Regions from separate parts of the Homo sapiens genome. Here region 1 is linked to region 2. Evidence: chromatin contacts called from ENCODE Hi-C or POLR2A ChIA-PET data. All regions are on one chromosome and are shown on one strand. Each heading gives the region's core, a stretch centred on a gene start or an enhancer-like site at or near the end of the contact. The rest is flanking DNA. Distances are from core to core; before and after follow the strand shown.

Region 1 (5,571 bases), core at 1,056-3,555, 38 kb after region 2:
AGCATCAGAAAGTGGTTGACTTGCAGGTTGGTAAGAATTTACTGACAACAGTATAGGTTTGAAAAAGGAAAGTTTTATTAGAAAAAAAGTATGTTGCAGAAGAAATGCAGCATTTACGGACCTTAAAGTGGGAGCTTAAGTGTAATTTGGACCATATTAGCCATGTAGGTCATAATAAGTGATTACATTTGTAGACATTTTGGTTCCTTAATGTCAGCAAGGGTTGTACAATGAGTTTTGACATGCATGGATTCCAGAGATGTACAGAAATTCTAGTTACTTAGAAAATTTTTGAAAGAGGCCTGGAACCTTTAGGCACTAGGGAAGTTTAATTACTTCTAAATTCCTCAGATAAGGAATTTTGCCTCAGAATGGCCTGTTTGATGGTTGCCAGGTGTTTTTGGCTTTCTTCGTTACACTTCTAAATTCCTCAGATAAGGAGTTTGTGTCTCCAGGGCTTACTCGATGGCCACCTGGTGATTTTGCTCTCCTGACTTTCCCCCTGACAAATATTTTGGTAAAATCTTTGACCCTCTAGTAATGATCAGAATGTTCATAGAAATATGGACAGTAAAGGCCATTCTGATGAGGTCTCACATATAAATGAGGAACAAAGTATTATAAACTGGAGGAAAGGCCATCTTCATTATAAAGTGGCAAAGAACTTGGCTGAATTGTTTCCAAGCCCACACAAGGGCTTTGTGGACGGCATAGTTGAAAAGCAGTGAGCTAGGAAATCGGTGAAAGAAACATCTAAACAAAAAAACGTTCCATATGTTGTGTGTCTTCCTTCAACTGCATACAGTAAAATGCTAGAGAAAAAAATGATTTAAAGATGGAATTTATAATTAAAAGGGAGCCAGGCACGGTAGCTCACGCCTGTAATCCCAGCAATTTGGGAGGCCAAGGCAGGTGGATCACTGGAGATTAGGGGTTCGAGACTAGCCTGGCCAACATGGCGAAACCCCATCTCTATTAAAACTACAAAAATTAGCCAGGTGAGGTGGCACATGCCTGTAATCCCCGCTACTCAGGAGGCTGAGGCAGGAGAATCGCTTGAACCCAGGAGGCGGAGGTTGCAGTGAGCCAAGAGCACACCACTGCACACCACCGTGGGCAATAGAGTGACTTCATCTCAAAAAAAAAAAAAAAAAAGTGGCGGTGGGGTGGGGAACAAAACTTAGAGATTTAAAGGATTCTCAGCCTAGTCAGGTGGTAGAGAATCAAAGAGCACTTTCAGGAGAGGAAACCAAGGATGTTTCCAAGTGACCGTTTCATAAGGAGATTGGTGTGGATAGAAGGAAGCCAGGGGCTATTCATCAGAACAATGGGAGAATGAACCCAAAGTCACTTCAGAGATTACCAGTGCCACCCTTCCCATCACAGGCTCTGAGTGCCAAGACCTGGGTGAAGGAAATATGTCAAAAAGAGAGGCTGAGGACGACCTTAGAACCTTTGGACTCACGTCCCAGGGCTGCTTCAATTTTCTGCTCCCCATATTCCAGTGCAGCATTTCTTGACTACCCCAGTCATGGCTCAAATGGGCCAAGGTGCAGCTCGACCTGCCACACTGGAAGGTACAAGTCATAAACTGTGGTGGAATCCACATGATGCTAACTCTGCAGGTGTGCCGTATGCAAGAGCTGTATGGGCACGTCTTCCTCTACCTAGATTTCAAAAGATGTTTCAGAAGCCTTGGTGGACAAGCAGAGACTTGTTGCAGAGGTGGAGCAAAAGCAGAGAGCCCTCACTAGGGCAATGCCCAGTGGAAACTCAGCTTTGATGTGGAAGTTCTGCTGGGCATTTCCTTAGTCAGGGCTCTCTCCAGTCAGAACTGTGGGGTCAGAGCCACTGCAGAGAGTCCCCACTGGGACAATGCCTCGTAGAATTTTGGGAGTGGACTGCCTGAGAGACCCCAGAATTGTAGGGCTACTACTGTGCAACACCAGCCTAAGAGAGCTGCAGGCATGAGACTCCAACCTATGAGAATTGCTGTGTGGGCTAAGCCCAGAAAAGACATAGGGGCAGAGCTGCCTAAGGCCTTGGGGGCCCAATTTCACCTCAGTGTGTCCAGGAGATGGGACATGAGGTCAAGGAAGCTTATTCTAGAGCATTAAAATTTAATGTTGTTCACCCTGTTGAATTTTGGACTTACGTGGGACCCTCTTTTCTTGTCTATTTCTCCTTTTTGGAATGGGAGTGTCTATCCATTGCCTGTTCCACCACTGTATTTTAAAATACATAACTTGTTTTGATTTCACAGGCTCACATCTGGAGAGGAATTTGCCTCAGCATGAATCATGCCTTCCGTTGAGTTAAATAAGACTCTGGACTTAGGCCTTTTTAGTTGATGTTGGAACGAGTTAAGACTTGTGGGGCTATTGGGATGGAATGAACGTATTTTGTATGTGAAAAGGACATAAGTTTTGAGGGGCCATTGATGAGATGCTGTGGTTTAAATGTTTGTCCCCGCCAAAACTCGTGTTGAAATTTGATTGCCATTGTTACAGTATGGTTGAGTATAACTTTTTCAAAATGCTTGGGATTAGAAGTGTTTTAGCTTTCAGATTTTTAAATATTTGCATTATACTTACCAGTTGAGCATCCCAAATCAAAAAATTCAAAATCTGAAATGCTCCAGTGAGTATTTCTGCAGGTTATATTTGCACTCAACTGCTTCTGATATTGGAGGATTTCAGATTTCATATTTTCAGATTTGAGATGCTCAATCTGTATTAAGATGTGAGATAATTAAGAGGTGATTAGTTAGCTAGGCATGGTGCTGTGTGCCTGTGTTCCCATCTGCTTGGGAGGCTGAGAGAGAATCACTTGAAATTTGAGGATACAGTGAACTATGATTGCAGCCTGGGTGAGAGAGTGAGGCCCTGTCTCTTTAAAAAACAAAAAAAAAAAAGAGAAAGAAAAAGAAAAAAAAAAAAAGAAGTGATTGGGCCATGAGGGTTCTGCCTTCATGAATGGATTAATGCCATTATCACAGGAGTGGATTTCTTATCACAGGAGTAGTTTTGTTATACAAGGGCAAGTTTGGCCCCCTTTCACTCTCTCATTTGCCCTCTTGCCTTCCACCTTGTGATGACACAGCAAGAAAGCCCTCACAAGATGCTGACATCTTGATCTTGAACTCCCCGGCCTCCAGAACTGTGACCCAATACATTTCTGTTCATTATAAATTACCTAGTCTCAGGTATTTTGTTACAGCAGTGCAAACGAACTAAGGCATATGCCATTCATAAAGAAATAAGATAGGGAAAAGTGAAAAGTAATAATGTTGTGAAATACATTATTTGCACAGACCTAGTAAAACAGGTACTTTCATCCTGTATTTTGTTGGGAGACATTAGTATAAAAGATTTTAAAATTTAATCAGGCTAGCTTTTAATGTTCATGCTCTTTGACAAAGCAATGTTCCTATGGCAACTTATCATCCAGATACAGCCTGAAGAGGCCATAGCCATCATCACTTACATGTCCCAGCTACTTCAGACTGGCCATTTTTCTAGCTGGCTTGTTGCCTTCAGCCCCCTGCCGCCCACCCTGCTTCATCCATTCTTCCATCCAAGCAAGAAAATCTGTCTCATGGCTGGATCCACCTCAAGCATTGATATAGAGCAGTACTCATGTTCTTCTACCTCTTGGTTCAAACTAGAAAATCTACCATGACAAGATGCTACAAAACACGTACTCCTAACCACAATAGACAGCCATGGAGCTACTTCAAGCATTGATATGGAACAGTGCTCAGGTCTCTACTCCTGGAGGGCCTTGTAGACATCCAATCTCATCCCTGCCTGAAGAAGTCTCCCACCTGTCCCCTTTCTGTGTCCTCAAAGGCACAGGCAGGTGAGGGGCCTTTGCTTCTGCTTCTGGCCCTGCCATAAACCTCCCTTCAGACAAGGGGAGGGGGCACAAAGGCTGGCTTCCTCCTGTAGAAAGGGTAAACACAGGGAGAACAGAGATAAACCTCACAGCAGCACGTATCCTGATAAATTTGCTAAAGATCCCTCACTAGCAATTCAAGGTACCTAGGCTGGTAGGTTCTGTCCCTGGCTCTGGCAGTGGACCTGGTGACCAACCTCTTTACCATCTAGCTCTGTGGTTAGCAGTATCTGTTTTGTAGTCACATACATCCATGAAGAGAGGATATTGATACCTCACTAGCAGGGCTGTCATGAGATTAAATCCAGATGCTAACATGAAGAACCTGGAGCTAGGACCCTCTGAACAACCTGCTCCATAAGTAGAAGCTGTGTTTCTTCCCTGGAACAGGGAACTCATGTGACAACTTGACCTGCCCTCTCAGCCAGGGCCCCTAATCAGGATGCAAATCAGAGTCACATTGATGAGCCTTTTGTAAACCCTCAGCTGAAACTCTCTTGTTGGTGGTAATAGGACTTCTGTACAAAGGCCATTGAAGTCATTAAATCATAATAATATGGCCATAGAACCAGATATGTCCATTTGATGCCAACAGTGTATGTGAGTGCCCATTTCCTCTTTACTTTTCTGACTAGCTTTTATTGTTATTTCCAGGGTTTTTCGTTTGTTTTATTCCCAGATTTTGTGTTAGTTTTTCATCTGATCATCCCATTTTCCCCAGTTCTGCCCCATTGGAAGTATTATCTCAGATGGTTTTTAACTTACAAATTCAGAGGCTTATCCCATAGGATGGTCAGATTTAGCAAATGAAAACACAAGATGCCCATTTAAGTTTGAATTAAAAAAAAAACAAAATTATATTATGTGTCACATATACTAAAAAGTACTAGTTATTTTTCTGGATTTCAAAGTTAATGAGTCTTTTGTATTTCATCTGGCAATCCTATACATGGTGTTGCAATATAGGGTAGGACCAAGGTGCTCTGGTCTGGTCAACAGCCCCATGTGAACTCTCAGCAGGTGCCAGCACCAGTCATCATCCATGCAAGTGATCTCTTTTGGATGTACCAAACGAGTGAAGCCTCCAGATGATTAAGGTGACAGCACAGGGAGAGGCAGCCCTGGGTGGCAGACACCATATAGAACAGAATAACACCCAAATGAGCCTGTCAATACTCAGAATCTTGAGAGATAATAAATGGCTAATGTTTGGGATGCTTTATTAAGCAGAAATGGTTATCCGTGGTTTGGGTGTACTCTTCCTCCTTTTCTGCAGTCTGTTATCATTGGATAATATAGGGATTCTATTATCCATGAAGACTTGGTGGGACTTTGTTATAATTTTCACCATAGTCTGCATGTGGGTTTATGTATGGGTATCAGTTTCTGAAAATTTCCTCAATTCCTTCTCAAATGGATTTTCAAAGGAATTTTCATGATATATTATTTTACCCCACTCTTGGAATGTGGAACCTACTTCTAATTCCCCTCCATGAAATGAGGCTTCACTGCAGTTACACAGGTTAAAAAATTGAGAGGCTGCTGCTACGAATGGCTCCATGAGCCACATGAAAAACCATATTCTTACAAGGTTGCTAGGTGAGTATTTAATCAGAACAAGGGGTATTTATTCACTTTGAGAAGTGTTTCTCAAAAAAGTGTCCTGAAACTATT
Region 2 (5,342 bases), core at 2,646-5,145:
ATACTCTTTGATAAAGATGATCATTTGTAGTAATGTATCCTTTAGATACATCCTGAGAGAACCCTGCCATCATCAATCATGTTTCCCTACTGCTCAGGGCGAAGCTGACCATTTCCCTTGGTGCCTTCAGGACCCCTGACCCTGCTTCATCCATCCTGCCATCCAAACAAGAAAATCTCTTTCAAGGCTGGATGCACAGCCTCAATGAATCATCCATGGATCCACCTCAAGTGTTGATATGCACCAGTGCTCATGTCCTTACTCCTGGAGGGATTTGTAGACCTCTGACCTCATCCTTGTCTGGAAGAAAACTCCCTTCCTATCCCCTTTCTGTGTCCTCAAAGGCCCTTCCCTCCCTACCAGATGCAGGTAGGCCAACCCTTTCTTTAAGCTTAGATTTTCACAGAGGATGGAAGAAATAATGGCTTCAGACAGCTTCTGCTTCCATCCCTGCCATAAACCTCCCCTCAGGCAAGGGGAAGGGGGACAAAGCCTGGCTCCCTTCTGTAGGGAGGGTAAACATGGGAAAACAGAAATTAACCTCACAGCGGTACATGTCCTGATACATTTGCTGAAGTGCTTTCACCAGCAACTCAAGGTACCCAAGCTGGCAGGTTCTATCCCTGGCTCTGGCAGTGGGTGTGGTGAGAAACCTCTTTGCCATCCAGCTCTATGGTTAGGAGTACTTGCTTTGTAGTCACTTACATTCATGAAGAAAGGATAGCAATACCTCACTAGCAGGGCTGTCGAGATTAAATCCAACTACCAAGGTGAAGAACCTGGAGCTGGGCACCTCTAAACAATCTGCTCCATAAATGGTAGCTGTCTTTCTTCCCTCGAGCAGGAACTCATGTGACAAATTTACCTGCCTTTTCAGCCAAGACCCCTTAACCAGCATACACATCAGAGTCACTTTGATGAGCTTTTTTTAAACCCTCAGCTGAAACTCCCTTGTTGGTGGAAATAGGACTTCTGCACAAAGTCCATTCAAGTTATTAAGATGTAATAATACTGGCCTCAGAAAACGGATACATCGGTGTGGCACTAATCGTGTATATGAGTCCGTTTCTTCTTCATTTCACCAACACTAGTTGTTAACAGCTTTTGTCTTTTCTTGCCAATCTGAACTGCTCGTTTTCTCCACACCTGCCCCATTGGAAGTGTCATTTCAGACTGTTGGTAAACTTACATATCCAGAGATTCCTCTTCTAGGGTTGCAAGATTTAGCAAATAAAAATACAGAATTCCCAGTTGCATTCAGATAAATGAAATAATGTTGCATGCCACACCCAGAGAAACAGAACCAGTAGGGCGTGTGTGTGTGTGTGTGTGTATGAGATAGAGAGAGATTCATTTTAAGGAACTGTTTCACATGATTATTGGAGGCTGAAAGTCCAATCTCTGTAGGGTGGGCTTGCAGACTGGAGAATAAGGCAGATCCAATGTTGCAATTCAATTCTGAAGGCTATCTGTTAGCAGTATTCCCTTTTGCTCAGGGATGTCAGATTTTCGCTCTATTCAGGTCTCCAGATGATTGGATGAGGACCACCCACATTATAGAGGGCAGTCTGCTTTATTCAGCGTCCACTAATTTAAATGTTAATCTCATCCAAAACCGTCCTTACAGAAACACTCAGAATAATGATGATGAGATATATGGGTACCATGGCCCAGTCAAGTTGATGCATAAAATTAACCATCATACTTACACTAAAAAATTATTCATTTTTATCTGGAATTTAGATTTAACTGGATATCCTCTATTTTATCTGGTTGCCCTAAACATGGGGACTCTGTGCTGAACCAAGGTGCTCCAGGAAGCAACCCCAACTGAGCTGCAGGTGGCATCAGCACCAATTGTCTTTCATGTGAGTAAACTCTCTTGGATGTCCCAGTGGAGTGTAGCCCCACAGCCCCGCGAAACATACACCACATGCAGCAGAAAACACATTGCTGAGCTCAGTCAACACTCAGATTTCTGAGAGATAATAAATGGTTTGTTTTGGGGTATTCGTTAGGTAGAAATGGTTATCTAAAACATGGTTTGGGTGAACTTTTCCCCTTTTTCTGTACTTTGTTATCATTGGATATCAAAGGGATTCTCTTATCCTTGAAGGCTTGGTGGGACATTGTTATACTAATAATTTTGAGTATAGTCTCTGTGTTTGTTTGTGTGTGTGTATAAATTTCTGAATATTTAGTCAATTCCTTCTTGAAGGAATTTTCAATGGAAGCTATCACAATATATGATTTTCAACCTACTCTGAATTTAGAACCTAATTCCATGAGATGAGCCTCTATTGAAATCACATGAATTAAGGTACTGACAAAGTGTTGTCACAAATGACTCCACGGGGAAAGCCTCAGAGATTGGCTTTGGCTTGGTGAGTATTCGTTCTGAACAAGGGTTATTTACGTACTTTAAGAAGTGTTTCTGAAAGAAGAGATCTTGAAACTCTTTCTCCTGCTACAGGGGATAGCCTTGCAAGGAAGCTACTTTCCATGGGAACACATAGGACTCCTGCACCAGACAGCAGCTTGATATGCATTGCAGTCCTTGGCCTTTATGATTTTCCTGTCATGGCACTACTTGGTGGATAAATCTTTTTCAATTCTGTGGATCCTTCATAGGAAGCCCACATGCCAGCAAATCTAAGTCATCTTCTCCAGTATCTTCTTTATGAGGAATAAAGTCCATGTATTTTTCTTCTTTCATCTATTTATTACTTGATTTCAAGCTTAGACTTGAAGCATGGAGGTAAATTGCTTAAAAAATCCAAGCAATTTGGAGAAAGACAATAGAAATAGTTGAGCCAGTGAGGCACAGAAAGAGGAGTAGCACTGTGGGCCTATTGTAAGATCTACCTCTGGGCTGGGCTCGGTGGCTCATGCTTGTAATCCCAGCACTTTGGGAGGCCGAGGCAGGCGGATCACCTGAGGTCAGGAGTTCAAGACCAGCCTAACCAACAGGGAGAAACCCTGTCTCTACTAAAAATAAAAATTAGCTGGGTGTGGTGGTGCATGCGTGTAATCCCAGCTACTCAGGAGGCTGAGACAGGAGAATTGCTTGAACCCGGGAGGCGGAGGTTGCAGTGAGCCAAGATTGTGCCATTGCACTCCAGCCTGGGCAACAAGAGTGAAACAGTGAAACCCCATCTCAAAAAAAAAAAAAAAAAAAGATCCACCTCTGAGGGCAGGGAAGAACAAGTGCTCCTGAAGAGCAGCTTACTACCAAGAATTTTGAAGGGAGGCAGCCTGGGCAATGCAACCCCTTTTTCTTCTTCCCAACTCACCAATTAGAGAAGTTCCTCCTGTGACAGAAAAGGATTGAGTGTATAGAGAGTCTAGAAATGTTGTGGTCATGAATGTCCCTCCACATGTAGGAATGAAGGATAAGAATTTTCTCAAGACAAACCATTGCATGGTTGAATTGATTAGGTTTCTAGGCTTGCATTACTGAAATAACTCTGAGATATCTTAAATGACTTATTTTGTTGTTCCTAGATCTTTTAGTCACATGATTATAGACAGTCTTAGTTTTCTGCCACAGATGGATAACTGATTAGTGTGGTGTGTGAACTGTACATGCTCCTCCTCAGTGAGCTAGCTTATCTCCAAGAGCTCCAGGTCTCTGTGCACTGGTGATATTCCTCTACTGTCACTTTTAAACAAAACTACTGACAACCGGGACATTGTTCCATCAAACCTGGCAGAATTCTATCAATTGGCTCCGTCCCAGCCTAGTTCCTCTAATTATTATAGCTACCCAGGAAGCCGCCTGAAGAGTGAAGCCATTTTCTCTTTGTGAAAGCCAAGGAGTCAAAAGGCCACTCTATGGCATTTCCGGTGTGCTGGACCAGCCTGCGTATCACGGTTGCCATAGAAACCTGACGTCATAACGGCGACCGTGAAGACTTTTAAAATAGAGACCAACGTGGCCGGGCAGGAAGAGCAGGGTCCCGCCTTCAGGTGTTTGGGACTCAGCTGAGGGTGTGGGTGCCCCGCGGTGGGGGCTGAACCTTCCTGGGGTGTGGAGAGACGAAAGGAGCCCAGATCCAAGTTCCCTCGTTCCCGCTTTGGCATAAGTTGCCCTGGCGGTCTCATGAGAGAGAGAAAGAGCTGGGACCCTCCTCGCCCCAGTGAGTGTGATGTCTTGCTCCGGGTGTCCTGGGGCAACTTTCTATACAGGCGGGACGTGGGAGGATCAGACAGGTAAGGACTCTCTGAGCCCAGCGTCCCGTTCTGTAAAATGAGGATAAGAATGCACACCCACAGGATTGCTGCAACCTGCAGTGATAACACAGGTGCAAGATGATAGATAGCCCTGTGGTTGTTATGGGACGATGGGTGCTTTATGGATTCAGGCTATTTCTTTTCTTTTATTTTTTGAAAACAACAGAAATTTATTATTTTACAGTTTTGGAGTTCAAAAGTCCAAAGTAGGTCTCACTGGGCTAAAATCAAGGTGTCAGCAGGGCTATGTTCCTTCTGGAAGTTCTAGTGTAGAATGAATTTTCGTTTTTTTCCAGCTTCTAGAAGCTGCTGGCATTCCTTGGCTCATGCCCTCACATTACTCTAACCTCCATATTGTGGTCACATCTACTTCTCCGATTTTATTGCCTCCCTATTTCCCTCATAAAGACCCTTGTAATTATATCAGGCCCACCCATATGATCCAGAATAACCTCACCATTTTAAGATCATTAACTTAATCACATCTGTAAAGTCCATTTTACCATGTAATGTAACATATTCACTTGTTCCAGAGATTAGGACATGGATTTCTTTGGGGCAGAGGAGTGTTATTCAGCCTACAGCACAGTTGTATATTAGATACTGTGCTGGATAGCCTCAATTTGTCTCTTCAAAGCTTCCACCCCTCACCACCCTACTCTGTGCTTCACAGGTCTGATCCTTATAGATTACATCAACTCAGATCCCTTCTCCTTAGGCTTCCAGTTGGGTTTGGCCAATGGGAGATACTAGCAAGTGAGTGAGGGAAAGATGGGGTATGTGTCCCCAGTGCCAGATTCCTTGGTGTTGGGCTACAGGTTGGTAGTGGTTGTGTTCCTCTACCAAGGGCTCAGGCAGTTTCCTCATTCTTTTTTAAAGTTGTTATTAGGTGATAGATGGAAAGGAGAAGAAAAGGCCCTGGTGAGAAACTCATTGTTCCTTCTGTTGTTATGATCACTACCTGATTGTGTCAGTGTCATTGGTCACTAATTCAGTGCCCAGCATGGTTGCAGGCACAGAGTCACTTCAATAAAGCATAGTGATTGCTGGAGTCTGTCTCTCCCCAGGAAGCACTTCACGGGGGCAACTAAACTTATATCAGGTGTCTG

The links. A loop is a pair of places that touch in the nucleus more often than their neighbours do. ChIA-PET counts read pairs that join two places held with the same protein, here RNA polymerase II (POLR2A). Pooled maps may share reads with other maps.
Region 1: a pooled map shows a loop between it and region 2 (2.4-fold over the local background). The contact joins the enhancer-like site here to the promoter of LL0XNC01-250H12.3 in region 2. A Hi-C loop is called at or near these places in 3 of 168 maps with a recorded cell type or tissue (MCF 10A, endothelial cell of umbilical vein and mammary epithelial cell) and 2 of 50 pooled maps. POLR2A ChIA-PET finds 5 or more read pairs at or near these places in 2 of 52 experiments (MCF 10A and WTC11).

The regions. Positions count from the first base shown.
Region 1 is chrX:103,440,391-103,445,961 of GRCh38, forward strand. All of the region lies in intron 2 of LL0XNC01-250H12.3 (a long non-coding RNA gene), which reads left to right. Among named protein-coding and RNA genes, the nearest start is that of LL0XNC01-250H12.3, 38 kb to the left of the region's middle. RefSeq lists enhancers at 47-732, 733-1,419. Within about 2 kb of position 2,306, at least 2 of the 41 ENCODE cell types and tissues checked have a DNase peak (open chromatin) inside an H3K27ac peak, as active enhancers do; they include mammary epithelial cell, where a contact is called at or near this core.
Region 2 is chrX:103,400,885-103,406,226 of GRCh38, forward strand. It overlaps LL0XNC01-250H12.3 (a long non-coding RNA gene), which reads left to right and starts at 3,896. Exons shown (of 6, transcript NR_188440.1): 1 at 3,896-4,212. RefSeq lists an enhancer at 3,887-4,056.